Linked DNA regions of Mus musculus: regions 1, 2, 3, 4, 5 and 7 are each linked to region 6. Evidence: chromatin loops called from intact Hi-C (ENCODE). Cell type or tissue: left cerebral cortex. All regions are shown on one strand.

Region 1 (4,000 bases), 240 kb before region 6:
CATTGCTAATAGTGTCCAGTTCGGGGCCACCGAGGTGACTGCTATTTCTTGGAAGCTGGCATCAGATTCCCAAGGATGTCACATGAGGTTTGCACAAGTGCTCTGATTTGATGTGGAAGGAGCTCTGTAGGGCTCTGCATCTGCACAATGAGAGGATGTCTCTCCCAACTTTCCTAATGCTCTTTAATACAGTTAGTTTATGGTGTAAACTATAAACTTAAAATTATTTTTGTTGCAATTTCCCCCAACCATAAAATTATTTTTGTTGCAATTTCATAACTGCAATTTTGCTACTGTAATGAACCATCATATAAAAATCTTATATGCATAATATCTGACATTAGAACCCCTGAAAAGGTCATTCAACCCCCAAAGGGGTTGAGACCCACAGGTTGAAAACCACTGCGCTATACTGTAGGGACTTCCTGTCAGAGGTCTGGCTGCTCTGTGATTGAGGTGACTTTGCAGGGATAGCCTGACAGACTTACTCATCAGCTCCTGGCACTCTTTGTGAGCCAAACCAATGAATGGGAATCTAATACAAAAGGGCATTAAAAATCTTGGTCTGCATATTGAAGGGGGCATGAGGCACAATTTGATGGACTCCAAAACCTCTGATCCCTCACGGCTTATACCAGCCACGTGGCACAATACAAGAGCAGACTTTTAAAAATATTTCTTTTTTATGGGTATGAATGTTTGCCTACATGTACGTATGTGCACCAGATGTATGCAGTACCCACTGAGACCAGAAGGGGGCAACAGATCCCCTGGATCCTAGAGTAACAAAGGATTGTGAGCCTCCATGTGGGTGCTGGGGACCAAACCTAGGTCCTCTGCACAAAAACAGTAACTGTTCTTAGCCCCTGAGCCATCTCTCCAGCTCAAGAGCATCCATTTATCAGACAACTCACGAACACACAAGCAAGAGGCACACCCTTGTATCAGCTCTCAGTAAGTATTGAACACTCTCTTTTGGCAGGGAGAAAAATAACCTCTCCCCTAGATAAGCCTTTGTGTTACATGAGAATAAATAGTTCTGAAGCTTTGTAAGCTTGAAGGTGTGATGTTTTGTTTGGTTTTGGTTTTTTGATTGTTGTTATTGTTTGTTTTGTTTTGTTTTGTTCGTGGTGGTAGTAGATTTTTGCTGTTGTTATTGTTTGTTTGGTTGGTTGGTTGGTTGGTTGTTTCGGTTTCTTCGTGTAGTCCTGGTTGTCCTGGAACTAGCTCTGTAGACCAGACTGGGCTTGAACTCACAGAGATCCACCTGCCTCTGCCTCCTTAGTGCTGGGATTAAAGGTGTGAACCACATTGCCAGGCTGAGTGTGAATTTTTAGTAAGCATCTTTCCTTACTCAGCTGTTTTCTTGTGAGATGGAATTCTATCTAAGCCACACCTGTTAGCTTTCACCTGGTACTCACAGAGTTAAGTGCTAGACTGGGCAGGACCAGGGCTGGGGCCTGACAGAGTGGGGGCGGGGACACTAAAAACAAACAAACAAACCAATCCTACCAGCCAGTAGTGTTTCTAGCTGTGGCCAGCAGGGGGCAGCTTTTCCCTGTCTAAGCAGAAAAACCTCTTCCATACTTTTCTCAGAGACTGCGGGTTTAAATGGAGCTTGCGGGAGAGCAGACCTTCCCCCACAAGGTGGGAGTAAATCTTTTCTTAGCCTTTGGCTATGTAGAAAGCAGAGGTGAAGAAGCTATGGTTCCGTTCCATTCCCAAGGTGTTCTTCACTCAGCCCTGATGGCTCTCTCTCTCTCTCCCTCCCTCCCTCCCTCCCTCCCTCCCTCCCTCCCTCCCTCCCTCCCTCCCTCCCTCCAGAACATGGGCGTCAGTACCTGAAAGATAAATTCGCCCATCCCTGGCCGCTAGAGCAGTCTTTGGGTTTAAGACACGGCAGGGAGAGTCGGGAGGGAGCCAGGACAAATCGAGGCAGGTGGCAGGAGTCTGCTCCGGCAGTCCCCCCATCCCCCACCCCCCACCCCAGGAGGCTGAGAGTCTAGCCACCCTTGGTCTCTCCTCCCTCCTGTAGCTCGAAGCCTCTGCCTCCCTTCATGAAAAAGATGTTTTCTATACGCCTACCTCAGCCATTAGCCAAGGGGTCACTTGAGGTTGCCCTGTCCGTCCTACAATCCACGGAGTCCAGCTTTGCTGTTGGTGCATGGTAACCGGTCCATGGTTCTGGGGCCACAGTCCTATCCTGGGGAAGGAACTGGCACTTGTCAGTCCTCTGACGGGGAATGACAGTGTGGGGAATGACAGTGTGCCTATTTGATGGGACAGAGCACACACCTGCTGGTGAGCCCCACCCCCTACCCCCGGAAAAATAGCCGAGTTTCCCTCCACGTGGTGAATGTGCTGACAGAGTGTGTGACTGCAGAACCGTGCACACTAGAAGCAGGAACGCACCCAGAGGGCTCTAGTGTTGTCCAGCTTGCCACTTGATGCTTAGCTTTAGCTACCAGGAGCCGGGGATGGGTCCCCTGCTGCAGAAGCTGGTGGCCTGGCTTGTAAAAATACCACATGGGTACTTTTGCCCCTGAGAAAAGTGATATGGGATGTGGCCATGGTGTGTAATCTCTGGGGGTTATGATTTGTCGGAGAGGGGAGGTGGGTGGATATTCCAGGATTGGTATGGAGCCAGAAATCTAAAAATAGTTTCTACACAGCCAAGGAGAGGGACAGTAGTTTCTCTCTATCGGGAAGGAGCTAAAGTCAATGAAACAGTCACAAGGTAGTGGTGGCAGGTCCCCAGTGATCATATGGTCTCCTAAGAGACAAAAGTCCTGGAGCTCTATGAAGCTGAGCCCTGTGGCCCCTTCTGGGGCTCTGGATCCCCTCCTCAGCTCTATGGCATGAGGGAGACTCCTGTGGAGCCATAGACTCCTCAGTTGCAGCAGGGAACTACCCAGGCCTGAGGCCAGAGGCCAAAGGAGGAGGCTGTGTTAGAGAATCCCAAGTCATCCCACAGGGAGTCAGCCACCAGCACACACAGGACTGCACGGCACCCAGTGACAAGTGCTCCGCATCACCAGAGCTTCATAATGTCCCTCATGTGGCATCCACGGAGCCAGAGACAGTGTTGCCCGAGACTGCAAAGCTAGTGAGTAACTGTCCCCTTCCTGTGTCTCATTTTGTTCCTTAGGCACCGCAAAATGACCCGGCCTCCTCTATCACCCTTCAGACACTGAGCTGCCAAGTCTCACAGCATCAGGACTGGCATACTCTGCATTGTCAATGTGACACAAACCAGAGTCACCAGGGAGGGAACCTCACTTGAAGACCCGCCTCCATTCGGTTGGCCTCTGGGGAACTGTCTTGATGGGTGGTCGCAGTAAGAGGGCCTAGCCTGCGGTAGGTAGGCCGGTAGGCCGTACCATCCCTAGGCAGATGGGTGTGGTCTATCTGAGTAAGGTATCTGAGCAGGCCAGAGGGAGCAAGTGGCATTCCTCCATGGTTTCTACTCTAAATGCCTGCCTTGAATGCCCACCGAGTGTAGCTTGCAAAAGAAATAAATGACTTCCTTCCCCCAAGTTGCTTCCGGCCCCTGTGTTTATCTCAGCAACAGAAAGCAAAGTGGGACAAGGACCAAATGGGCACAAGCTCTCGCAAACCTTTCCTTCTGTATCAGCTGACTTTCTCAGTGTTTTGTCAGCGACAGAAAACTGACCAACACAGCAAGCAAGGGACAAGATGAATCCAGCTGGTGGGAAACACACCAAACCAGCATGGCAAGTCAGCATGACACCAGAACCCCGGTGCCCATTCAAGTATTTAGGGCTGATCAGAGAACTACAGATTTGCAGGAGGCACTCAGCACCTGACTTCCCTGGCCAGTGGCTGGAAGCTGCCTGTCCGGGTGCCCTCAGTTCATCCTTGGGCTTAAAAGTCGGCTGCATGGCTGAGCCCAAGGTCAGAAAAGGAGGGGCTCTTAGGCTCCAGGATACATCAAATAAGGATACATTAAATAAGAATACATTTAATAAGGATACATTTA
Region 2 (4,000 bases), 54 kb before region 6:
GATTAAAGCTGTTCTCCACCAGGCCTGGAAGACTCCTGGTCCTCTCTGGCCTCTATTTCCTTCACGCCAGGCTTTGGCTTTCTAGATTTTTTTGTTGTTGTTTTTGTTTTTGTTTTTTTTTTATGCTTCAACTCACTGAAGGAATACAAAATATTGGATCACATTTCCATGGCATATTCTCTTTTCACTAGAATCTTCCTTTCATCCTCTTTCATTCCCTCAATAATAGGGAAATGGCAGCTAAGATGAGACATTGGCCAGGTACAAGGATGCAAGGATGCGTGCCCATGAACCCAGAGTTTGGGAAATAGAGGGAAGAGCATTGGGAGTTACAGAGAGATCAGCCTGGATCACATGAGACTCTTATCTAGAATAAAATAAAATAAAATCATGACCTCAGTTTTGCCCACCCAGTATCAGCAATTAAAGCCACAATATTTCAATACTATCTTAGAATCCTACAGTGGTTTGGGTGCACTGGCCAGTTGTTACATCAAGGTTGACACAGCTCAGGTCATCTGGAATAAGGGAAGCTCAGTTGAGAAAATGCCCCCATCAGACTGGCCTATCAGCAGGCCTTTTAGGGGATTTCCTTGATTAGTAACTGAAGTGGAAGGGTACAGCCCACTGTGGGCAGCGTCACTCCTAGGCAGGTAGGTCCAGGCGATATAAGAAAGCAGGCTGAGCAAGCCATGGGAGCAAGCCGTCAGAAACATCCCTCCATGGCCTCTGCTTCCTGTCTTCAGGTTCCTGACATGACTTCCCTCAGTGATAATGTGACCAGAGCTGTAAACTGAAACAAACTCTCTTCACAAGTAGGTTTTGGTCATGGTGTTTTATCCAAGCAATTGAAAGCATACTAAGATGACTTTATTAAAATCAGTCTAAGACAACAGATTGAATTAAAGCCCATTCTTGTAAGATGCATCTCGGACTTTTGGGGAATTTAAGAAACATGGCATTTTACTGCATGTATGGAACAACAAATAGAACTCAAGAATAATCAATTTTTATAATTAAGTCTCCTTACTGAGTACAAACCCAAAGGAAAAGGGATTAGAGCATTGTTGCAAAAGTATTCTCATGGGATCGGAGAACCATTGAGTAAACTAAGTAGATTTAAAACTGGTGGGCTATAGAGGTAACCGGATACCTCCGGTCATCTTTTTATTTATTTTTGAGTTGGCTCTCACTATGTAGCCCTGGCTGTCCTGGAATTTGCTGTATGAACAGGGCTGGCCTCAGACTCACAGAGATTCATCTGCATAAGACTGAATCTTCATTACGCAGTGACTGGGGAAAGGTCTGTTTGCACAATGTGAAAAGTGGAAATTTGAGGTTTTAAAAGCGCGGGCTTCTTCCTTTGTTTATTCCCTAAGTCCCTTTCTCTGTGCTGTACCCACTCCCTCCAACAAAGCTTGGTCACTTTCCATCCCACTCGCTATTTTCACTTCTACGCTAACATCAAACTCAATTCTACGTCACAGATTTTAGAAGCACCCAGGAACAGTACCCAGCCTAGAGAAGGAGAAAGAAATGTCTAAATTCAAAGGCTGAGCAAGGAAACCGCCTGCCAGGCCTGCCTGCCTGGTCGGTCTCATCAATCACAAGACTTAGGTGTCATGAAAACTCCGCCAGAGCTCCCACAGGCTGACGTGCCTCCTCCCTCTCATCGTCTCCGGGAACCCTTGGCACCAATTTCTTAAGGCACAGAAACCTGGCTCTCCGCTTAAGTTTTAACCAAGAACTTCTCTGAGGTCCCAGCAGCGCTGGGGCGGCGCACTGGCTCCTAGGCTGCTGATGCTGTGGCCCTAGCTACCCAGGGCTGCAAAAGCAGGAGGTGCCGCGCAAGGCTGCAAGTTCTAGAGAAAGCAGGGGGCGAGGGGCTCTGTTTGCCGGCTCCGCCATCTCCTCTAGAAAGCACTTAGCGAGAATAAAGTCACCCGCCCACCCCGGATACCTTCTATTGCAATTCTGACGTCCGGGCCTCCTTAAAGCCAGCATTTTTCTCCCTGGGAGAAAGCATTAGTTAATGATTGCCAGCCGCCTTCGCTGTCTGGCAGGCCACGTGACCTGGACACGTGACTTGGAGCCGGCTGGGATGGTTTCTCCTCTTTGAATAAGCTCCTGCTTATTATTGCAGTTACAAGCCTGTGGAAGCGGTGGGTGCAACGTGATTGCCTGGCGGTTACACAACGCCAGAGAGCTGTGCTCGCCGCTGCCAGCCAGCCGCTCCGGGGCTGACTTCTAAAGGAACAGAAAACAAACAGGACTTGCTGTTTTCCAAAGTGAGAGTTCGTTTTCTCTTTAGAAAAAAGCATCTTGGCAAAAGGCAAAGCCCAACCTTGCCAAACTGTACTAGTTCTTTTGGGGCAAAAAGATAAAACTACCGTGCAACAGGCGATTTTTACCACGCCTTTCTCTTCTTTCTCCCTGAAAAGGCCTCGAATAGGTTCTTTTTACGTTTATAAAAAGTGTACAATAATAGAACTTGGAGGCATATACTTTTAATCCCAGCACTCCTGGAAGCAGAGGCACATAGAAATTTGTGATCTTGAAGCCAACCTAGTTTACATAGCAAGTTCCTGGCCAGCCTGGGATACACTATGAGAACCTGTGTCGTCGTCGTCCTCGTCTCCCCCACCCCCCAACGCCACCCTACAATCTATCCCCCACCCAGTATTAAGGTTCTAATACAATAGTAAGAGTGTTTGGCTTCCATGTATTAAAGCTCTTAGGATTAAACCCAGAGAGAGGAAGAGAGGGAAGAAGGAAGGGAAAAGAAAAAGGCTCTATGGTTAGTTTTAAATTTAAACTGCAAATGAAAAGGTCTTTTGTGGCTCCTCCTGCCTTTAATTTGTAAAATATTAACAGTTGAATTTTTATTTTCAGCGTCTGGAAGAAGCTTCATAGGAGACATTATATGCATGCATATGAATGAAAATATATGCAGATTAGCCTCCAGAGGGCCTTTCCCCCCACCAAGATATCTTTACTGTGTGCGTCTTAGAACTGTCCAACGTCCCTGCAAAGGGAGCCCTGCAATGTTTAGCTTTCTCCTTGTTGACAATTACAAGAGATGGGCAGAGAGGGAAAAAAAACCACACAACTGAGTAGGACAGATGCCCTCCCCAGGTGGGACTGCTGAGGGAGGTCCCCATACCTGTCTCTTCCTTTGAGGCGACCCTTTCTCCAGCCCAGGCCAAGAAGTTCTCAGTGGTGAATTCATTCCACAGCCTGCTAGCTGTTACTGCAGGAGCCTCGATAGCAGGAGTAACAACCAGAGACAGACAGGCAGACAGACAGACAGACAGACAGAGCAAGCCTGCCTTCTTGGGGTTTTACTTCAGAGATCTCCAGGGCCCAGCCTGGCCTGGCCTGGCCCAGACTGAAGTAGCTAGTGCAGTCTGAGAGGCCCCTTTCTGTTCTCCTGGCATTGCCAAGGGCCCTGCTCTACTGGCTCGAAAGACTCACGGATGTGCCAGCTGACTCACGGTGTGGTGGTTTGAACAAGAATGCCGCCCCCTCCCCCCCCTATCCCACCCCACCCCCACCCCCGACAAGCTCATGGATTTGTCATGGTGCTTTTGGAGTTCAGGAGGTACTGCCTGGATGGGGTAAGTGTGTCACTCTGAAGGGGCTTGGAGGATTTAAAGACTCCACGCTGCCGTTTGCAGCTCACTTTGTCTGCTTTGTGCTGTGCCTCCAGATGTGAGCGCACAGCTTCTTGCTCCTGCCCCTGGGGCTCTGCCCCCTTCTATTGGACTCTTGAATCTGAAGCCCAAATATGTTTTGTTTTTCCTTCTCTAAGGTGCCTTGCTTATGGTATTTTTACCATAGCAACAGAAAGGTAACTGAAACACATGGGAGAACAAGAATTCAACCTTTGCTGGAAGGCTCAGGTGCGACCTCGTTTCTTAGGGACCCTTCAAGTCAGCCTCAGGAGGCTGTCATGCACCTTCATTTATAAGGGTCTGGTTGCTCTTGGCAGCAGGACTAG
Region 3 (4,000 bases), 90 kb before region 6:
GGAAGCAGATGAAAAATTTGCAATTGGGAATTTAGGACCCACGGTGGTCTCCTGGCCCCCTCCATAACGCTTATCAGTAAAGCTTATATCCCATAGTGAATGGTAGAGTATCGACTCAGGAAGCTGATCAAACAAGAGCTATGAGTCACAGAAAACCAACCACCTGTCAGAAGTTCCTTAGAGACACACTGAGGTGGCTGCAGAATGGCGCACGGGGATTAGTTCATTATCTGAGAGCCAGCAGCCATCACTAGGAGTTTGAGGGAGGTCTCTTAACGGAGACAAATCACACTTGCCTACAGGCAAGCAAGAGCAGATCAAACGTTAGCAAAGCCACTAAAAATATTTACTTTTCTCAAAAAGCTCCTACAGGATATGCTCAGAACAAAGGCGGGCTTTGTTTCTATTTCGTCTGAGTCCCTGGTAGTCCAGCCTGACCTTGAACTCCCCAAATATCCTCAAACTCCTGATTTTCCTGCCTCTACCTCCTAAGGGCTGGAATTACAGTTGTGTGCACCACACCCAGCTTAAAACAAACCAAGGGAGAAAACTCAAGCCCCAGGGAACAAGGCACACAACACAGAAGACAACATGGATGGAAGCTCTGAGGGAGTGAAAGGGGTCCAACACCCAATACCCAGTCATTCGTCAGAACAGAACAGAACAGCAGTACAAAGGAAGATGTCATCTCAGAGAAGAAGGCCCTGGAGAGGAGCAGCAGGGTTGTGACATTGGAAAGCACTTGAAGATTAATTCCTAATTTATAAAAAAAAAGTCACAGAGATTGGAGATCAACTCATAATTAAAACTTCACAATTCAAAAGATAAGGCAAATGGAGCAAGCTGGTTACACACCTGTAAAAGATAGATGCTCCAGCACACAGAGGCAGGAGGATTGCCACAAGTTCAAGGTCAGCCTGGTCCTCACAGTAAGATCCAGGAGAGAATATGTATGATATGTATACCTGTGTATGTTGTATGTGTATATATGTGTGTAATGTGTGTGTTTGTGTATATGTGTAATGTGTGTGTGTGTGTGTGTATGTGTAATGTGTGTGTGTGTGTGTAAGTAGAAAGGCAATCCCAGTTTGATGCAGATAATACTTACCTAGTAATGCAAATATGACCAGTGACTTCATCAGATGTGGACAGCATAGCTCATGCTATTCTAAAATGTGCTTTTCTTTTTTATTTTAGTGTCTTAGATATCAGAATACATTGTGGCCTTCATTATTTATCTCACTCCTGTGGCAAAAATGCTCTACCAAGAACAACTGAAGAGAAGAGGGCTCAGCTCGCCTTCTCCGGTTTACTCAGTCAGGATCCCAGCCCATAGTGCTGCCCACACGTAAGGTGTTCTTCTACTTCAAGTAACCTAACGTGGACAACCCCTCGGAGGCTTGCCTAGAGGCTGTGTCCCATGTTATTCTAGATCCTATCAAATTGACAATAGTTACCATCCTAGTTTCAACGGGTGCACTTTTCTTCTTCTATAGTGCTTCCTAAAATGTTGTTAAAGGACTGGAGAGATGACTCATGGGTAAAGGGGACTGGCTGCTCCTGCAGAGGACCGAGGTTCCATTCCCAACATCCATGCAGCAGCTCACAACCATCTGTAACTCCTAGTTCCCGGGGATCCGACGCCCTCTTCTGGCCTCCACAGGTAATGCATGCGTATGATACAGACACATGAAGTAAACATCTATTTTTTAATTAAGCTAAATCTCGTGGACAGGTAAGATGGGAAGAAATACAGGAAATTTGAGGGGCAAGAAGGCCTGAGGAGGCAGAAGGCTTTTCCTTGACTTCCGTAGCAACGTCAGGACTCTCTAAATTAAGATAACAAAGACACAGCTTTTAAAATGCATTGCCTAGGAATAAGTGCTCCAAACACCCCAGTACAACTAAACGCAGAGACGGAAATAAGAGTAGACCAGGGAGGCTACAACTTTGTGATTTTCCTAGAACAAATTAACATGTGGACTTTAAAGCTACCTCTGTGTATTTGGATTAAAAATAAATAAACATAGAAACAGTGAAACGAAACTCTTCTGCTCCTGGCCGCACAGGATAGTAATATTCAGGCTGTGGAAATCAAAGAGATTTCTCCACCAGGCTGATGCCTGACAGGTCCTTCTGTCCTCTCAGGAGGTTGTAAGAAGCCAGGCTGCCGGGACAATGCATGTCACCTCAGCCTCTGTCTTGGCACCAGGGGCAGCCTGACTTCTGCCTCTCAGATGACATACCGCTATGCACTTGGGGGAAAGTCGAAACCGCAGCGTGCAGATAGATGCTCCAGTGACTCAGTCCTGGGGAGAGGAAGGAAGCCGGCGGTTGGTCCAGCAGATGGGGAGCCTCCTCCGCAGACACCTGTCAGCAGCGGTTCTAGAAGCTAGGCCTTCTGGGTTCCAGAGGATGAGCCCAGCATTCCCCACTCCCCCACGCAGAGAGGCACGTACGCAGTCCTCAGAGAGATTTGCACCCGCGTCTGGGAACCACGTGACAAAGAAGGGTCCTCTGCACAGTCTGGCACCGCGAGGTGCTGGGCTTGTGCTTCTGCAAAGGTTCTGCGCAGTCCTCGGGTTCCCACCTGGTGGCTCACTACCCCCAGGTTCCCACGGCCAGCTCCACGTGGGGACCAGGTGTGCGGGTGTTGGAGGTGGGGGTGGGGATGGAGGGGGAAGCGTTTTATGGATGTCGCAGGGGTTGGCGGGGGTGGGGGTGGGGGTGTCCTGCTCCACGGAGCCTGGCAGGAGCGCCACACCTCCCCAGCACGCTCAAGGTCCAGCCTGCGGCTCAGCAGGGGACCTCGGGAAGCGGTGCCCCGCCTCCGTGCAGGAGCTCTGGGATTGGGCAGGCCCGCAGTTAAGTATTATAAACAGCCCTCTGGACAACGAAAGCTGACTTCCTGCAGAAACCTCCCTCTCCCAAGTAGGTCCCTTTTCTCCTTAGCCCACTGTCTGCGGGTTTCTAACACTAACGCCTTCTACTTCCCTAGATTCCCTACCTTGGTGAGGTTGGGTGCAAAGGACACCAGCAGTCTAGAGTGGAGAGTTAGGCTTCCGGTCGTTCCCAGGCCTGAGTTAAAACCTGCTAACCTGGCTTACTAGAGGCTTCGGGAGTCCTCAAAATCTTTAACCTTAGTGGTCAGAAGACCTCCAGACTCAACCTTTCTCCGCCCCTGGGGCTATTTCAGGCTCTTCTCTCAGCAAGAAAGAGGGGACTGCGTCCCCACTGTGGGGTGTTTAGCTGCCCTTTGGAAGAGACAGTCCCTTCTACCCACTCACTCTATTTGTTAGGGCGCAGAAGACCAGTGGAAACCCTTCTATTCACAAGCCAAGGTCGTGTCCTACTTAAATGAGAAAAACGGTCCCTTGCTGTCTACTGGGTCATGGTGCGTAGCTAATTTAATCTAGTTTGTAAAATGCCTAGGAAAGTACAGACTAGTCAGGTGATGATTGAAAAGGATTCCTTTTGATCTCTTTGAGTCTAGCAAGCTCGGCAGCACTGGGCGGCAGGCAGCAAGGTCAGGGTAGCGAGCTTGCAGCAAGACTAGTATTTACAGGTTAGGTCTGCAGTCAGTGCACCTCACCCCTCCCCACCCATCCACCACACCCCATTCCCTATCCAGCACACCCACCCACGCGCGCCCGCATATACACACACACACACACACAGAAAAAAAAACCTCAAGAGGTGCTCTGTGGAGGAGACCCACAACTGATGTGGTTGTGGGGGCACCTGTAGTCCTGGCTACTGGAGAGGCTGAGGCCCCCTGAGGTACCTTGAGCCCAGGGGTTCCAGGTCAGACTGGGAGGCAGGGTTAGGGTTGGGGGGAAGAGATGGGGAAATGGGAGAGACGAAAGAAGGAAGGCATATGGTATATGCTCTGGGTTCCAGTCCCAACACCACAATTGTTTTTTAAGTAAGACAGAAGCTGGTGGCTCTGTGTAAGAGCACTGGCCCCTCTTCCAGAGGACCCCAGTTCCATTCCTAGCAC
Region 4 (4,000 bases), 150 kb before region 6:
CTCCATTTACCAGTAAACGTTGGGACAGAACATGTAGCTCAGGCCTTCCTGCCTCCTCAAGCAGCCCCTTTCCTCGGTTCTCCAGTTTCACAGCTGACTGAGCTGCTTAAAGAGCACAGTGAATGGCCAAGCTGACAGATCCCCCAAAGCAGCCAGTACAAAGGCTACAGGCGAGATGGACCTGGGACTTTCCTGCACTTACAAGCTTTCCCCAGCTACTGAGTCACCACACAGGACTCAATGGTCTCCTTCAGGACAGCTCTTGGGGCCCTATCACAGAGTTACTCAGCATGGCCCCAAGCAAGTGCAGTCATAACATCCAGCCCCAACCCCCACCCCAGCTCTCCCGCCTCCTTCTGCTCAGGACCTTTCAGACCCACTGCTTAGAGGACCCTTTTCAACCACAGAATCAAGAGCTAAAGAAAAGTTTAGTCTGTCCTAAGTCCTTTTGCTAATATTGTGGCTTTAAGAAAAAAAAAATTCTAGGCTCCTATTCTATGAGCTGCAGGACTCTGCAAGCGTCCTGCAGTGCTGAGGTGGTGAATGTGACGATGCTCTGATTTCTCAGGGATTCCAACCACAAGATCAGCTTTAATGTGTAGAGCCACACCCCTTCAAGAGCATCAGCCCCTTTCTGTCTGATAGAAAAATGAAGGGCAAGGGGTCCAGTGAGGAGACAACAGACCATGATAGACTTCTCCAGTTTCACTTCTGAGGTAAACAAAGAAGCAGTCAGTACCAGAAGAGAACCAAATGGCTCCTGTGGCAAATGTCCTGATCATCTGAGCCTCCGAGCAAATGGCCAAACAGTGTGTTGGTGACCTCATCTTGAGGACCTGCTCACTTGGGCAGACTAGTGCTAGGGCTAGGTCAAGTGCTTAGTAATATCCTTGTAGCAAAAGTGGCAGGTATTAAAACTGACTCTATTAAAACAAGCTCCTAGCATAACAACACAACAAACAATACCAACCAACTTAAAACAAGTTCTGTCTCGGATCACATTTTACGACGTGGCTAGGCCATGGCTATGAGTCACTCGCAAGTCAAACCCTGGGAACACTATGACCATTCTCCAGTATGCTCGAAACGAGGTAGTGAGAGCATCAACAGGGGCCGACTTTGTGATTTCAGATTTGCCACATGGAAAGTGAAGTTCAAATCTCACTTTCACACAAATGCCCTCAGAACAGGGAGGCGAGGCTGGCTCGATACACACCAAGAGGAAGGAAAAGCCCCATCTCTGACTCAAAGAAATGGGAATCGTGGGACTGTCCAAAGGCAGATGTGAGCAGGTATCAGACAGCTCATCGGATTGCTAGCACGGTTTCCAGGCAGGGTGAGGATGCACTGTGGCCCTCTCTAAGCACCTATCCAGCCCCCCGTGGGAAAGCCGAGCTGTTGACGTGACTGAGGACAGGATGGAGAAACGGGCAGCATCCGATCTGACCTGCACTTCAGACAACCCTGGTGGCTACTGCTGGAAAGGATGATGGGAAGGAGGAGGAATCTAACAAGTAAAACCCTTTCCTGCACAGAGAAGTCGGTGCGAGCCTCTGAACGACCTGGCCAGTCAAAGCAAGATGGTGAAGGGAGAACTCTGAGGCTACAGCAGAATCACCGTGAAAGTGGGCGAGTAGTGTCATTATCACAAACATAAAATAGGGCGGGGAGAGCTGATACATACGCCGTGTGCCTGAGCAGAAGTAGTCCATTAGCTGCACTACTTTAATAAACAGACAGCTTTCAAGCAATGAAGCTGACATCTGGGACATGGGGTCTTCTACAGAACACTAGACTGGAACATCACAGAGTGACCTCAGAACTCTTTCCTTAGATTTGCGCACGAAGCACTAAGGTCAGAATTAGCAACCATTTGACAGTGTGAAGGCTGATAGACACTTTTCTTTTCCCTAAAGCAAAATAGTTAGCTTCTTTGTACTAATTTCTAAATTATTCAAATCAAGACAACTTCCGTAAGGATCTTTTGTGAGTCGTGCCTCTTATTCTATGTGAAGAAAATGAGGCTCTAAGTGACAAAGCAAATATTTATAGCTTGCAGTCAGTGACTGACACAGCCTGTCCCCAAATGCAAATAGCATGCGCATCTTCCTTTGCAGCTCCTCTCACTGTGGGACTGAGTGATTAAGACACAGACAGCTACTGCTCTGTGCCGTGCATTTTACAGACACATTGTTCAATGACCAGCTGAGAAATGGCTCGCACATCACACCACGTGGAGGAGGATTCCGGGAAATGTGGGCCACGAAAGCCAATGAGCTACTACTGGAACCACCACCCTTGGCTGCTGTTACTGCGGAGGCCGATAGGAAGCAACAGAAGAGGCGGGTTTCAGATCAACATAGGATTTTTCTGACAGCGTGTCCTGTTTGACAAAGATACTGCCTTTCTAGTCAGGCAGTGAACTACATACAGTCACCCGAACATCTCCGAGCTGTAGACGGCCTGTGGCTCTTTCTATAAAGCTGTTGCTTCTCCCATGTCCAACTTACCCTCTGCTGCCTGGACTCAGTAGATAAAAACAAATGCAAAATTTCTTAGACGTATCATTTCTTTCTTTCCTCCCTTCCCTGCCTCCCTCCCTCCCTCCCTTCCTTCCTCTTTTTCTTGGTGTCAAGATTAATTACATCCATGGTTGGGTAAGCACTCTTATCAAAGAACTACATTCTCAGCCTCAATATATCAATTATACATATTTAATTGTTTTTGTTTTTAAATGTGTCTGTGTGTGTGTGTGTGTGTGTGTGTGTGTGTGTGTGTGTGTGTGTAAGCCAGGGACATGAGATCCTCCTGGAGCAGGAGTCACAGGATTGTGAATTACCTGACCAAACTCAGGTCCTCTAGGAGAGCAACAAGTGCTCTTAACCATTGAGCCATCTCTCCAGCTCCAATATCTCTTCTGTAAACTGCTAATTCTGTATAATCTTTTTCATGCCTCTGTTTGTCTCCCACTGTCAGGTCAGTCTAGCAGCTGACATCCACAATGCTCACGGTGTTGGTGCCCTGGGAACCTAGCACATATCAGCACATTCAAGAAGCGAGGAAACTGGCAAACCAAGTCAGCCGCCCGTCCAAGCGGCAACAGCGGCCTAGGCACTCTAGCTGTGGGCCTGGGCTTGCAGCCAGTTTGTTCACAGGGCACACTGCTGCACATGGGGGCTGCTTCCACCCCACAGCAGAAACAAACACAGGAAACGTTAGACAAGGACGCCAGCCTGCAGCCCACCGGAGCCCTACTGCCCCACAAAGTAACGCAGGCAGACAATGCAGAGCACACTTACTGACGTGGGTGCAGCGCCCTACACTGCCCAATCAGGATACAAGGATTGTAGCAACAGATCCACAGCAAGCTCTGTGCTCACCAATATGCACACTCTTCCCACAATAGTCATGAGCAGGTTTAGTGTGCCAGGCTCTGTTCTAGGCACAGAATACAGCAATGAAGCAAAAAGACTGAGACCTCAGTGCTCATGAGGTTTAGGAGGAATAAATGAAATATGGTTGCTAAGACTTCACATTCAATCTTCCCATTTATAAAACACCACATTTAAACAGAGATCACAAACCCTTGGAAACTTGACAACCTTGAAACTGAGAAAAAGCTCAACAAAAATATACAAATTCTAAAATCAAGAGCTGAGGAATGCTCACGGAGCTCGGCTGAATCCCAGTAAAGGTGCTCACCCTGAGGGAAACACACAGGTGAGACAAAACCTCCCCATAACCCAAGAGCACATCTCTCAGACACCAAGATCATAAATGGGAAAAGAAATCCAATGTGGATTTAAAAAAAAAAATAGTGCCAACCTCTACATACGTGCAATTCAGCCACAGCTATAGAGATAAAAAATGCCGTAAGATTACAAATATGAAAATGGATAGATTGTTTAATGTGAGAAGACCAGAATAAGAGGGTCCTTAAGATACCCCACTGATGAAAAATAGCCACAAAGAAGTTTCCAGTCTCCTAAGTTATAAAGTA
Region 5 (4,000 bases), 500 kb before region 6:
GCGCGGTGGCCACCCGGGAGGCAGGCCCAGTGGTTCCTTTGCATTTGAACAGCATATTAAGTGGAAAATCAAACAAACAAAATGCCTTTAAACCAAGGTCAAAATACACAATTTAGGGTCATTTTTCTTTTAAAAATATGTAAAACAGGTCATCTCTCCATAGAAATATTTGACATTTTAAAAATGCAACCATTAGCAAAGTTCAATCTTGGTTCTGCACTGTAATACATACACATTCAAATGTCAACTTGACATAAGTGGGCATGATTACATTAACTTCGATTCTTTCAGAAGGATTATTCATCTCCCAGTTACTTGCATTATGTCTGCCTTCAGGACTGCAAAGTGTCACTTCACGCGCCCACAAACCCACCCCTCAGCACTGTAAGGCTACACAGTAACTGTCAGTCAACACACTCGCAACCCTAACATTTAGAAACCAAAGGAAAAAGCCTCAATAAACAATAGCAGTTTTTGTTTCCAGTTCTCAACGCCCAGTGATCCAGGCTCAATAAACATGCTTAACTGGCTTAAAACAAACAATAGACAAACAAAAACCTAAAATGCAAAACTGTTAATTACTTGGTACCAAGAAACCTTGGAATATCTATATTTTAAAAAGGACGCTTTACGCCATAAACCTAGAATTGAAAAACATTTAAATAGCTCCGGTTGTCATAGCTGTTCGTTCAGCTAGACGTTTCGAAGGGCTCACAGCAAGACTTTTTCCAAAGAGGTGCGCCGCTGCCCCTGAAATGTATCAAGTGTGCACCTACGTCTGAACGATCTTGTCTGTCACTGAGCCAGACAGCCTCTTCCTACCCTAGGTATCCAGCTCGCCGCCCGTCCCCGGCCGTGTCCACACAGCCCTTGACGTTTTCCCGAAGCGTTTAAATCCAAGCCTTGAAAGCCTTCTAGCAATCGGGAAGGAATTTCCTCCGCTTCCACTGCATTTCCCTGCCTCCGGCGACTTAGGAAACACAACCGAACCAGTGACTCCCAGTGGTTTTAAAAAAAAGAAGAAGAAAAAAAGAAAGAAAAAGCTGCAAAACCACACCAAAAACCAGTGCTTCCTAAAAGAAAAGGGGGGAGGGGGGCAGAAGAGCCAACTTCTCCAAAGCCAAGTAGATTGGCTTTTCCAGAAGTGCCCCCCATTTCTCACCCCCGCCGGGCCCCAGAAACCTTCGCCCCGACGCCAGCGTCGTCTTCCGATTAAATAAGATTGGAAACCACACTACAATCCGAACGTCGGAACTTATCGTTCACTTACCATATCCGCCGGGACATGACTGGACATCTTGCCTTTTGAGAGTGGGCCAGAGGTTTACGCAGAAAACAAAACAAAAAGCAAGAGCAGAAGTGCTGGAACTACGGAAAAAATAAAAAAGAACCTTCACAATTCTGATCGGTTTGTGCTGAGCTTTTCCCAAAAATGAAAAAAAAAATAAAAATTAAAAAAAAAAGTAGAAGTTACGTGGGAGCACAAGAGCTTCTGGGGCGAGAGGCGCGAGGGGAGCCGATCGTCAGCAGCAGTAGCAGCTCCAGGACCCGCCGCGCCAGGTGGACAGAGCCGAGTGACACACGGACATGGAGCGGGGTGGGAGGGGGTTAAATGCGCCGTCCTCTTTCCCCGGCCCAGGCGGTGATTCACACGCGCTCGCGACTCAGGTCCTCATTAAAGCCCCGGCGACGAAGTGTACAGATAACTATGTGGCTACACATCGAGCGCCGAGCTGAAAGCGGCCGGGGCCGCCGAGAAGCTCAGCGCGCGCCGCGGGGCCGCACAGCCGGGCTGCGCGCAGCCGCGCTCAAGGGCATCGACCTCGCCAGCCGCCGAGCCGAGCCGAGCCGAACTGGGCCGAGCCGAACCGAGCGCAGCGCCGGGGGGGCTCAGGCCGCGGGCGCCTCAGCGCAGCCGCGCCGGTCGGGCCGCATCGCGTCTGGGCTCCGGCCGCCTCCGCCTCGCTGCCTGCCTTCCGCAGCGTCTTCCGGGGGCTCCTCCCTTAGCTTGGGAACAGCTCCCCCTCAGAGCCCTGACTCTCCGCCTCCTCCTCCACTTCTCAATCCCACACGCCCCGGCCGCCTCCTGTCATCGCCTCAGCCCAACATGGCGGCGGTGGCCCCTGCTGGTGCCCGAGAGCCGACTTGGGAATAGCGCCCCCCACCTCCCCCGCCCCCGTCTGCGCTTGTTCCGTTCGTCACAACGGAGCCCTCTCGGAGCATCATGGGAAATGTAGTTTGTGCAGGTGAGGGGAAGGGGCCTCCGGGGCGTCCTTGCCCGCATCGATGCCACGCCCCCGCATAGCAACAGTTGCTAGGAAAGGATAGCGCCCTTGTCTCGGTTCAGTTTAGAGGCTCTTGCTCTGGAGTCAGTCCCTACCTGTGTCCAGAAATGCCATGATCACGCGGATTGTTGGAGGAAAACAACTTGCACGGAGAAATTCCCTCGCGCACTGTGTAGACACAGTTAAAATAGGACACACCGTGGTGCAGAAGCATGTGTTTTAATCATTGCAAGTTCTCCACATCCTGCAATCTCAAACCATTTTATTGAGTGAGTTAATCTTTAGGTCTCCTCAACATGACAGTTTGAAGATCAGAAACAATCATTGATTTCCAATAAGGCCGTGGAAGTTCAACAGAAACAAGACTCTTGTGAAGCAGAGGCAATGTCTGAACACACGTTTCCTGAAGTCCTAGGGCCATAAAGCTGCAATCCGCTTAATTGAAATGACCAGAAACTATATAGTGGTAGTGGAGACTACATGTAGATTCACCACTTCCCAGCCTAGCCCCTGTTTGACCCGGTGACGTAATTGTATTGTGAATTTAAAACAGCATAATATAATGCCGATGCTAGAATATTTAGGTGAAAAAATAATGTCTACCACGGATCTAGGATCAGAATACAGAAACCACAAGTATTCAGTTGAGCCTTATTCATATCTCAGACCTTTCGGAAGGGCAGTCTCCACACGATACTATTACACCCACCTACAGTTGTGACCTCACCTAAAGGCAGCCTTGCCTACCTTCCAGGGCTAAAGTCTGGGTGCTGTTAAGGATGATTTCATGCATGGCACATACATCGTTTTGTAAATAACAGCACATCTTCTGACGTGAACGGTGGCTACTCATCCTCTTTCTCTCTCGACGCACAGGTGCACCACAGGCTCTGCGGCCACTGAGAGTTCAGACGTGAGCTATGCAGTCCCTGTTGTCTAGGAGCCTGCGTCATTCCCCAGAACCATCTCCCCAGTCACGTGTTCCCTCATCGGACGGGAACTCACGGGACACTTCAGAGGACCTACTTGTCTCTTGAGTGGCGGCCTGGCTGAAGGCATTCCATACACTCCTAGGAGCCTACATCACAGACCCAACTCCCTAAGAATCCAAACGTAGAGGAAAACAGAGGCCCAGGCTCACCCCAATGTGGCTTCCCTATTTCAGCATCTGTGGGTTCCATGGTTTTCTACTCTTAATGTAGTTTCTCTCCGTGTGTGTTTAATAAGCACAGAACCCTTCCCCACCATGAACCCTTCTGGAAATCCAAACAACTGAAGCTTTTCAGTCCACCAACAGATTCTGAAGGAGTACTGCATTACCATTTAAAGATGTTTACCACGTTAATTCCCCATGCCACACCTACTCTCAGCCCCCTTTCCCATGCCACGCCTACTCTCCTCAGCCTCCTTCCCCCTCCCCACCACCCACCATGGCTCTGACAGACCTAAGTGCTGTTGAAAGGCAAGAAGCAGAAGTTGGCAGAACGAAGGAAAGCTGTCCGCCAGCCCCATTGCCAGGGATGTAATGACCCCTACTTTGAGCCCAAAATCACACAGCATGTCTTCTACGGGATGCTGTCTGCCACTGCCCCTTCTGTATAAGGCCGCGCCTTTTAAAAGTAAGCTTGCTGCACCTGGTTGCATTTCTAACTACTCAAATAAGACAGGCTGAGATGTTATTATCCACAAAACTCGTTGGAACCCTCTCCTGACAT
Region 6 (4,000 bases):
AGTCACTTGTTCTTAAGTTGGTAATCGAGACCATTACGGCCTGCGGAGGTCCTCTACAGGCTTAAGAACACACGTGCAATCTTTAAGACCAACCTCGCTTTTCACTTAACATTCAGATTATGGCTCCTCATATGTATAGATTAGGGATGCTCGATAAAAAAACCTGTTTTTACTGCCCTCTAGCCTATTTAACATTTTAAAACTGTGTTCATGAATGGAGGGAGCATTTGGTCAAAGCATTTTGGAAGCTGGTTCCCTCCTTTTGCCATCGGTTGTCAGGGTTGGCAGCCAACTGCCTTTTTACCCACTATCTCACTGGCCCCAGCATCAAGGGTTGTTAATGGGAAAGAGCCTTTCAGTTGTTTATACTATAAGGCACTATTATAAAGTGTGACCAAAAGCTTAAATTCTTAAGTGAAAGTCATTTAACTAATATTTAAAACCTCTGTAATTATTAGTTTATTAGTATCATCCAGGACTCATGTTCAGTATTCCTCCTCAAATTACATTAACAACGCAAATGTAAAGAACCCAAGTCAAAATTATATAACAGCACTCCATCACAAAAGCGCGTGAAATTACAAGAACGCTATTTAAAACACTGGCACTTTAAGAGAACGATAATCTCAAAAAAAAATCCACAAAATTGCCAAATTGTTCCCTAAACTAAGCAGATTAAACCTGATTAATGAATGAGTTTGGGTTTTATAAAGAAAAAGCAAATGTATTGGACAAATGGTACTAATATGCAAAGTTTATCCTCTTGTATCTGATTCATAAAGGGACAAACCACAGTATAGGAAAATATACCCTTCATTTTAAATGTGGCATAATTTTAAAAGCTGGCTCAAGTAATTAAAAATACCTTTAAACAGTCAAGTTTCCTGAGCAATCCATATCTAGATAGAAGGGCAAAGGCTTTACAGCCAGCGTTCTTGTGATAGCCTTCGCTGGGACTAAGGTCAACAAATAGTACAGCAGTCTTGTATTTTAAGCTCACACTTTTGGGGATACATTCTCAGGTCTTCTTTAGTAGGGGAAACTGCAAAATATAACTGTCATTACACAGTAATGGCGGTTAAAGGAGAGTCCTCGTGTAAGGATTAGAAGGTACTTTTCTATCAGTCCTTCAAGGACAGACGTTCAGATTGCTTGATCCTAATAGTCCCACGGTGTGACAGTATTGATCACTCCTTGCTTTGCCAAGTAGGTTATATAATATCTCTTATCCAACTATCACGATTTAGGAGATTCTTCAACTATGGATGAAAATGTTACCCTACCACAATGGCAGGGCATGTGGACAAAAGCTCTCTTCCAGCTAACTAGATGAAAGATAACACACTAATAATCCATGTGACCCAAAATGGGCAAAGCAAAAGACTAGCTTCCCCTTGAGAAGAAAACTTTCAGACCTATGAAAAGGACAACAATACTAATAAAAAAAATTGTATTTACTTAGAAGCATTCAGAATGTCAACAAAACAGCCGCAATTTTTTTTTTGCAATTACAGAGTGGTATTCAGTTAACAGAACAACAATTATCTTCGTATAAGCTGCATCAGAGACAACTGAAGATGAAAAAAATAAAACCCAAAAAGAAAACCAAAAGAAAAAAAAAAAAAAACAAAAAACCAAACTACTGTCCCCATATATAACTAATTTGTGCTGTGCACCAACAAGAACCTGCTTTAAATTTCCATGCCAATTTACAACCCCCAGACTGTACCAGGCAAGGTTAGTGGCTATTGAAAATACCACCAGGACAGGGCTATCTAAAGACACATTCGGTAGTGTGTTAACTATACAAAAAAAGACACTGTACAGTTTAAAAACAAATCTTACACAGCCTTACATTTCAATTTTTTTCTTTAAAAGGAGTGAGTTGTGTACAGGGGGGTTAAATGCTTTATAGACAAGAAAAAAAAACTGCGCTAGAACCAACTTATTCATCATCATCATCTTCTTCTTCATCTTCGTCTTCCTCTTCTTCCTCCTCTTCCTCATCCTCTTCATCCTCCTCATCATCTTCCTCTTCCTTCTTTTTCTTGCTCTTTTCAGCCTTGACCACCCCCTTTTTCGCTGCATCAGGTTTTCCTTTAGCTCTGTAGGCAGCAATATCCTTCCAAAACAAGGAGAGGAGAATGAAACAAAGACAAAAAATAAAACTTCACAAAGTCTCCACAACACACAGGCCCATTGTACCTTCCCAAATAATTAGACCAAGGGAAAAGGCAACATAAAAATGAACAATTTGCAATCTACAACTCATGAAATGTCAGACTAATATTTGTGTTGTTATGCCTCACTGAAGTGCAATTATATACCACATCCTAATTCTAGTTTATGAGGACTAGAAGGCAGACTGATCAAAGAGTAATACTGCCACCTTCTGAACACAAAACAGCATTCTACAGGTTCACAGCCAGAGTTTAATCCACAGAAGAAAACTGGGGGGAGGTTGGGGGTGTGTATCTAAAAAAATAGACATTTTCAGAAAAAATTACCTCAACAAAAATTAGCTTTTAGGTATTTTAATTTATGTATACGAATTACAATTTTCCTCCATTCTAATGACAGTTACCTTGGCAAGCTTAAAGTTTAAGCAATTTTATTTTAATCCAAAGTGAACATATAATAATTTGCACATAGGCAGTACAGTTACTTTGCCCAATCTATTTTTGTAGTGTATGCACATAACCATTTAGAAACCATTCTCACCAAAAGTAGCTACAAATTTCCCCCAAATTTGGATACATACTAAGAAATACAACTAAAACAGCTTAAAGGCCTTAGCTCAAATCAGATTATAGGAAAACTGAACACACTATTGGCCGTTCCTGTATGAAAACAACGAAGCCTGCAAACAAAGAGGAAATAAGACGAGTTATCAAGTATAATCCCCTAACACTGGGTATCCTGTCATCCTCCTTACCTTCTCATACTTCTCCTTCAGCTTGGCAGCTTTCTTCTCATAGGGCTGCTTGTCATCTGCTGCAGTGTTGTTCCACATCTCTCCTAGTTTCTTTGCAACATCACCAATGGATAAGCCAGGATGCTCGCCTTTGATTTTGGGGCGGTACTCAGAACAGAACAAGAAGAAGGCCGAACTAAAACCAGAAATGTACTTTTAGGATTTTAACAAACTAAACACTCAACTCTGTACTGCTCTGCAGTGTTTAAGTAATTCATACCATAGTATGGGTAGGGTGTAAACATTCAGACATATATACAGATGCAAAACATTCTAAATTAGTTTTGAGCAATTTCTAAAGATACAAAAAGAACCAAAAATCGTAGTGATATACTGTGCAAAGGAGTGAGTTTCTCAGTTCAAATGCCTTCACTAATAATACCACCTATCTTAAGTTACATTGACCCCTCAAATACACGACCCAAGCCATTCTCAGCTAAGAAACCAAACACTAGGCACTCGACGTGGCTCAATCAATTCCTACCTACTCTAAACAACTCAAAATAAAAGCTCATAAGCTCATACTCACGGAGGCCTCTTGGGTGCATTGGGGTCCTTGAACTTCTTTTTGGTCTCCCCTTTGGGGGGGATGTAGGTTTTCATTTCTCTTTCATAACGAGCCTTGTCAGCCTTTGCCATATCTTCAAATTTCCCCTTTTCTTTAGCAGACATGGTCTAGAAAGAATTATTTGTAAACTTGACATAGAGATGTTCAATATGCCAGCCTAAAGCACTTTAATAGTCATATAGTAAGGAGAACACCCAGCCCGTTCATCCTAATTTACAACTCAGAGGCACTCAGCATCTCTAAAGCCCTCTTACCTTCCACCTCTCTGAGCACTTCTTGGAGAACTCTGAGAAGTTGACAGAAGCATCCGGGTGCTTCTTCTTGTGCTCCTCCCGGCAAGTTTGCACAAAGAATGCATATGAGGACATTTTGCCTCTCGGCTTTTTAGGATCTCCTTTGCCCATGTTTAGTTGATTTTCTAAAATAAAGCATTAGACGTTAGTAACGAAAACTGTGAA
Region 7 (4,000 bases), 480 kb after region 6:
ATCAGAACAAGTGTGCTCCCAAAACTGTGACAAAGGAGGCTTGATGCAGAGGCCTTAGGCAGCTCCTGTTCCCCATGCCCTGTCTGAAGATGGTGTTTTGTTTCTGTCTTTGCTTTAGCTCCGTGGAGCCTGACAAGTGCCTGATCCTCTATGGCGATGACCAGGTAGGTTGTGTGTGTGTGTGTGTGTGTGTGTGTGTGTGTGTGTGTGTGTACCGAGTCAAGAACCAGAATGATGTCTACTGTGCTTTCCAGGGGTGAAGCGGGGGGACTCCCTTGTGTCCTGAGGCTGAGACCAGACCAAGAAGGAAAATAGAAAGGCAGACAAGATGGGATGAGAACAAGAACACTCAAAGAGCACATGAGTGGTGCTCCCTAACCTGTGTGATGCTCCCTAGCACTCGAGGGGTGCTCACTAATGTGTAATGTCCCCTAACATGTGAGTGATGCTCCCTAGCATGTGAGTGGTCCTCCCTAGCATGTGAGTGGTGCTCCCTAGCATGTGAGTGGTGCTGCTATCATGTGCATAGTCCTCCCTAACTTATATATGTTGCTCCTTAATGTGAGTGTGGTGCTCTCTGCTGTGTGTGCTGCTCACTAACATACAAATTAGGCTCACTAATACACCCATTGTGCTCACTAAGGAGCCTGATGCTTTTAGTACTATCTATTCACATCACTACACCCCGCAAGGCAGAGGTCACCATGAGTGCTTATAAGAATGAAGAAATTGAGGTACAGTGCAGCTATGCAGTTTCCCCCAAGCTTCTGTGTTCCAGAGATGGGGGACTGGTCTATGCCCTTGGCTCTAGACTTTCATGATCACCAAATGTCCCTCGTTAAACAAATACTTGAAGACACAGGCTAGGAATAGAGGACCCTGTCTAAAATCCCTGCTGACAAAAGAGGGAGGGACATTGCCTCCCCCAGATGAGTCTCCACTCAGCCAAGACAGAAAAATCCTTCAGATGAATTTTGCTGCACAATTAGAAATAAGGCCTAAATGCAGATTGCCCCAGCAGAGGAGACTGAGTGACCTAAACACAAATTGTGACTGGATGACGAATTTCTAGACTCTTCCTGGTGAGCTGATTTAGGCAGGTCAGGAGGAAATGGAGCATGCGTAGAATTGAACCCACCCCCACTTCCCAATCTCTCTCAGGCACCATCTCTCTGTGGTACTTGAAATGTCTTTTCAAACAGAGGTTTTTCTTAAGAGGAGAGAGAGCAGACAGGGGACACACACACACACACACACACACACACGAACACACGCACACGACGTATTAAATCTTACAGAGATCTGCAACCCAAGCCCCACGAGGTGGAAGCGGAGACAAGCAATACGCTGCCCTGCTGTAGGGAGCACCATTCATAAAGACTAGTACGGGAACGGTGCCTTGGATTTGGGCCACACAGCCTCCAGGCTGGAATTCCCCAAATGGAAGTTGGCAGGACTGTGAGGCAGAGGGAAGCCTCTCTATGTCCTCGGTGTCCTGTGGCAGCCAGCCCCTGTTAGTGGAGTTCCCTGCCTCTGCCTCTGCCTCTTCTTGGATGCTTTCCTGGGTATGGGCTGGCCTGGTTACTGCCTTCCAGCACACGCCAGAGAGGGAAGCCAGAACCGGTCCAGGCAGCACCGGCTGCTCATTAGAAAGCAAGCTGATTGCTGGAAATGCAAATGACCCATTTCACCTTATCCTTCTGACAGACACGCTGGGAGCGATGACTGGTTGCTCCCTACCTGTCACCACTGCAGCTCTGATCATTGTGTGAAGTGCCTGCCACACTTGAAGTGCATAGATAGCAGCCATCACGAGCGCCCTTCAGTTGTAGACGCAATCATCCATTGCCCCCTAGTGGAGTCCATGTGAATGACATGGTAGGCACCCCGTGTGTGCTGATTTAGGATTTAAGCAAATCGAGGTTGCGTTTTATTTTAAGAATGGCTTGCAGCTCCTGCTGATTTCATCTCGGCTGCTCGTATCTGTGTCTCTTAATTAGCAGCCATGAGATGGAATAAAATGTCAATCACGGGTGATTTGCGGAGCTGAGTTTGAATGTTAAAAAGTCATGGCATTTTCAAACCATATTTAAGACCTCATTTGATGATCATTCAAATTTTTTTTTTACCCTTAGTCTGGGAAAAGGTTTAAAATGAATGTAGTGTTAAGCATCTCAGGTTGGCATTTCGCTGAGCTTCGGGGTTATGTGAAAGAGAAACAAGATTATTTGTAAGACAGAGGCAGTAACCGAGTCTGCTTTGTCATCTAATCTGTCTCCTGACCCTGCTCTGGTAGATTTCAGAGGCTCCCAGTTTGCATAGTTCTTTGTTGTCCTGTATCCATGGTACCAGGGACTCAGTCATACTTAGCATAAGAGGAGCTAGATTTGTGACAAGGGACCTTTTTTATCACCACATTTGTGAAGGCTGCTTCCTGGGTGACTGTCCTTGCAGTGTCTGCAGAGCTAAGGCTCATAGCATGCATTAAAAGGCGATTGTCAACAGTACTTGGCTGTGCCACAGTAAGTTTATTAAGGGATCTGCTTCATGAGAGAGAGAGAGAGAGAGAGAGAGAGAGAGAGAGAGAGAACTTAATATGTTATTTTTCATTATGTGGGTCTGTGGGGGGGGATGGGCACATGGGTGCAGGTAGCTGCAGATACCAGCAGAGGGCGCTGGTTGCTCCGGAGTTGGAGTTACAGGTGTGGGTGCTGGGAACTGACCTGGATCCTCTGAAAGAGGCAGTGTGCACTCTTAACTGCTGAACCATCTCTCTAGCCCTGAAGTGTGTGTGTGTGTGTGTGTGTGTGTGTGTGCATGCAAGCAAGCATAAGGCAGTCAGAGGACAATGTGCAGGAGTCAGTTCTCTCCTTCCACCATATGGGACACAGGGATCAAACTCAGGCTTGTCAGGCTTGTGGCAAGAGCCTTTAGATAATGAGCCATCTCACCAGCCCTAAACTAATACATAACTTTTTTAAACTTTTATTTATTTCGTTTGTGTGGTATTTTGCCTGTGCACACATCCATGCAGTGCTGTAGAAGCCAGGAAAGGGTGTCAGATCCCCTGGGACTGGAGTTACTGCTGGAGCCGAATACTGCTCTGTGGGTGCTAGGAGCTGAACCTGGTCCTAACCACTGAGCCACCACCCCCAACCTATCAGTACATAAGGTTTACACTTTCTACAGGACTTTCTTATTGCCAGGACATTTTAAAAATGGAATTATGCCAGAGTTCAATGCCTCCCTTGTCTTATCTGTGACTCTGTGGACTGTACCAACTCCTTTCTAGTAGCCAGTACTGATGCCATCTAGACCTTTGTGGGAAAGTCTGGGCCAACCCTACTACTCCCTAAGGCAGTACTACGGGGGCGGGGGCGGGGCTGGGGGGTGGGGTGGGGGCTGGGGGACGGGGATGGGATCAGCTTTCATCTGTACTTAAGGAAGGATGCTTCAAGAACATTATCCCTCAGACAGTGTTCTGGGATTTGTGACCCTGTTGAGGAACCTGATGAGAGACTGTGATTGGTTGGGGCGATCTGGTCACAGACAATGGTATCTGCTTGAGACAGAGAAGCAAGCTCCCCTCCTCCACAGCATCTCTGTTCAGTGAATGTGTTTACATCGGGCTGACTGTGGGTCATTAAGCCCCAGTGATAGGAAACTTTTAGGAGAGGAAACCATTCGTGCATACACAGGAAATAGAACTCAGTTGGCAAAATTTTCCACCCTGTGTAGATCTGAAACCACGGTCCGCAAGGTGCTTTAGGGGACCTTCCTCAACACACTGCTGTTTCCCCCAGAATGCTACGGAAGCTTTCTACTGGTGACTCAATGTTTTAAACTTTTCCTCTTGAGTCAGAGATGAACCGAAGCCCAGCGAGGCTCAGGGTGAAGAGGAAAGCTATTGTCTGGCCTTTGGCTTCCGTCATGGGGTGGGGCTTGACTGCTTAGCAACTGAACAGAAATCTGTGCCAAGGGAGGCTAAGAACCCCCTGTA

The links. Hi-C counts contacts between places; a loop is a spot of excess contacts. Peaks named below come from ENCODE experiments on the same cell type or tissue, not always from the same donor. Only the 100,000 strongest peaks of a DNase experiment are listed, where the experiment ranks them.
Region 1: a loop joins it to region 6, with 3 times the contacts of the local background. A loop is called at or near these places in 18 of 42 quality-filtered maps.
Region 2: a loop joins it to region 6, with 5 times the contacts of the local background. A loop is called at or near these places in 15 of 42 quality-filtered maps.
Region 3: it touches region 6 in a loop (2.4-fold over the local background); 9 of 42 quality-filtered maps call a loop at or near these places.
Region 4: it touches region 6 in a loop (2.3-fold over the local background); 8 of 42 quality-filtered maps call a loop at or near these places.
Region 5: a loop joins it to region 6, with 4 times the contacts of the local background. A loop is called at or near these places in 2 of 42 quality-filtered maps.
Region 7: a loop joins it to region 6, with 4 times the contacts of the local background. A loop is called at or near these places in 7 of 42 quality-filtered maps.

Annotation. Positions count from the first base shown.
Region 1 is chr5:148,807,054-148,811,053 of GRCm38, forward strand. Gm36405 (a long non-coding RNA gene) reads right to left here and starts at 2,233. Exons shown (of 3, transcript XR_377235.2): 1 at 2,086-2,233. In left cerebral cortex, CTCF peaks have their summits at 743 (motif pointing right) and 1,537 (motif pointing right); DNase peaks (open chromatin) are centred at 1,567 and 2,322.
Region 2 is chr5:148,993,158-148,997,157 of GRCm38, forward strand. Gm15411 (a long non-coding RNA gene) reads right to left here. Exons shown (of 5, transcript XR_868721.2): 4 at 3,164-4,000. It overlaps 5930430L01Rik (RIKEN cDNA 5930430L01 gene), which reads right to left and starts at 2,058. Exons shown (of 2, transcript NR_102384.1): 1 at 1,961-2,058; 2 at 1-367. In left cerebral cortex, no CTCF peak of the experiment used is centred here; DNase peaks (open chromatin) are centred at 1,711 and 2,123; H3K4me3 peaks cover 1,394 bases; H3K27ac peaks cover 2,459 bases.
Region 3 is chr5:148,956,902-148,960,901 of GRCm38, forward strand. All of the region lies in intron 4 of Gm15411 (a long non-coding RNA gene), which reads right to left. It overlaps Gm52833 (a long non-coding RNA gene), which reads left to right. Exons shown (of 3, transcript XR_003956018.1): 2 at 1,198-1,348; 3 at 1,497-1,660. Among named protein-coding and RNA genes, the nearest start is that of Gm52833, 3.1 kb to the left of the region's middle. In left cerebral cortex, a CTCF peak has its summit at 1,655 (motif pointing left); DNase peaks (open chromatin) are centred at 1,420, 1,673, 1,867, 2,382 and 3 more places; H3K4me3 peaks cover 1,559 bases; H3K27ac peaks cover 2,276 bases.
Region 4 is chr5:148,895,039-148,899,038 of GRCm38, forward strand. All of the region lies in intron 4 of Katnal1 (katanin p60 subunit A-like 1), which reads right to left. Among named protein-coding and RNA genes, the nearest start is that of Katnal1, 32 kb to the right of the region's middle. In left cerebral cortex, a CTCF peak has its summit at 2,310; DNase peaks (open chromatin) are centred at 2,213 and 3,168; H3K27ac peaks cover 894 bases.
Region 5 is chr5:148,550,683-148,554,682 of GRCm38, forward strand. Ubl3 (ubiquitin-like 3) reads right to left here and starts at 2,106. Exons shown (of 5, transcript NM_011908.2): 1 at 1,271-2,106. The coding sequence starts at 1,297. In left cerebral cortex, a CTCF peak has its summit at 2,120 (motif pointing left); DNase peaks (open chromatin) are centred at 370, 835, 1,276, 1,618 and 1 more place; H3K4me3 peaks cover 2,592 bases; H3K27ac peaks cover 2,725 bases.
Region 6 is chr5:149,046,792-149,050,791 of GRCm38, forward strand. It overlaps Hmgb1 (high mobility group box 1), which reads right to left. Exons shown (of 5, transcript NM_010439.4): 2 at 3,797-3,960; 3 at 3,504-3,649; 4 at 2,936-3,110; 5 at 1-2,122. The coding sequence starts at 3,946. The coding sequence ends at 1,946. Among named protein-coding and RNA genes, the nearest start is that of Hmgb1, 4.3 kb to the right of the region's middle. In left cerebral cortex, a CTCF peak has its summit at 2,395 (motif pointing left); a DNase peak (open chromatin) is centred at 2,398; H3K4me3 peaks cover 22 bases; H3K27ac peaks cover 355 bases.
Region 7 is chr5:149,522,934-149,526,933 of GRCm38, forward strand. All of the region lies in intron 1 of Gm15997 (predicted gene 15997), which reads right to left. It also overlaps a transcript of Wdr95 not described here. Among named protein-coding and RNA genes, the nearest start is that of Wdr95, 3.7 kb to the right of the region's middle. In left cerebral cortex, CTCF peaks have their summits at 1,859 (motif pointing left) and 2,675 (motif pointing right); DNase peaks (open chromatin) are centred at 1,158, 1,502, 1,846, 2,292 and 2 more places; H3K4me3 peaks cover 275 bases; H3K27ac peaks cover 1,444 bases.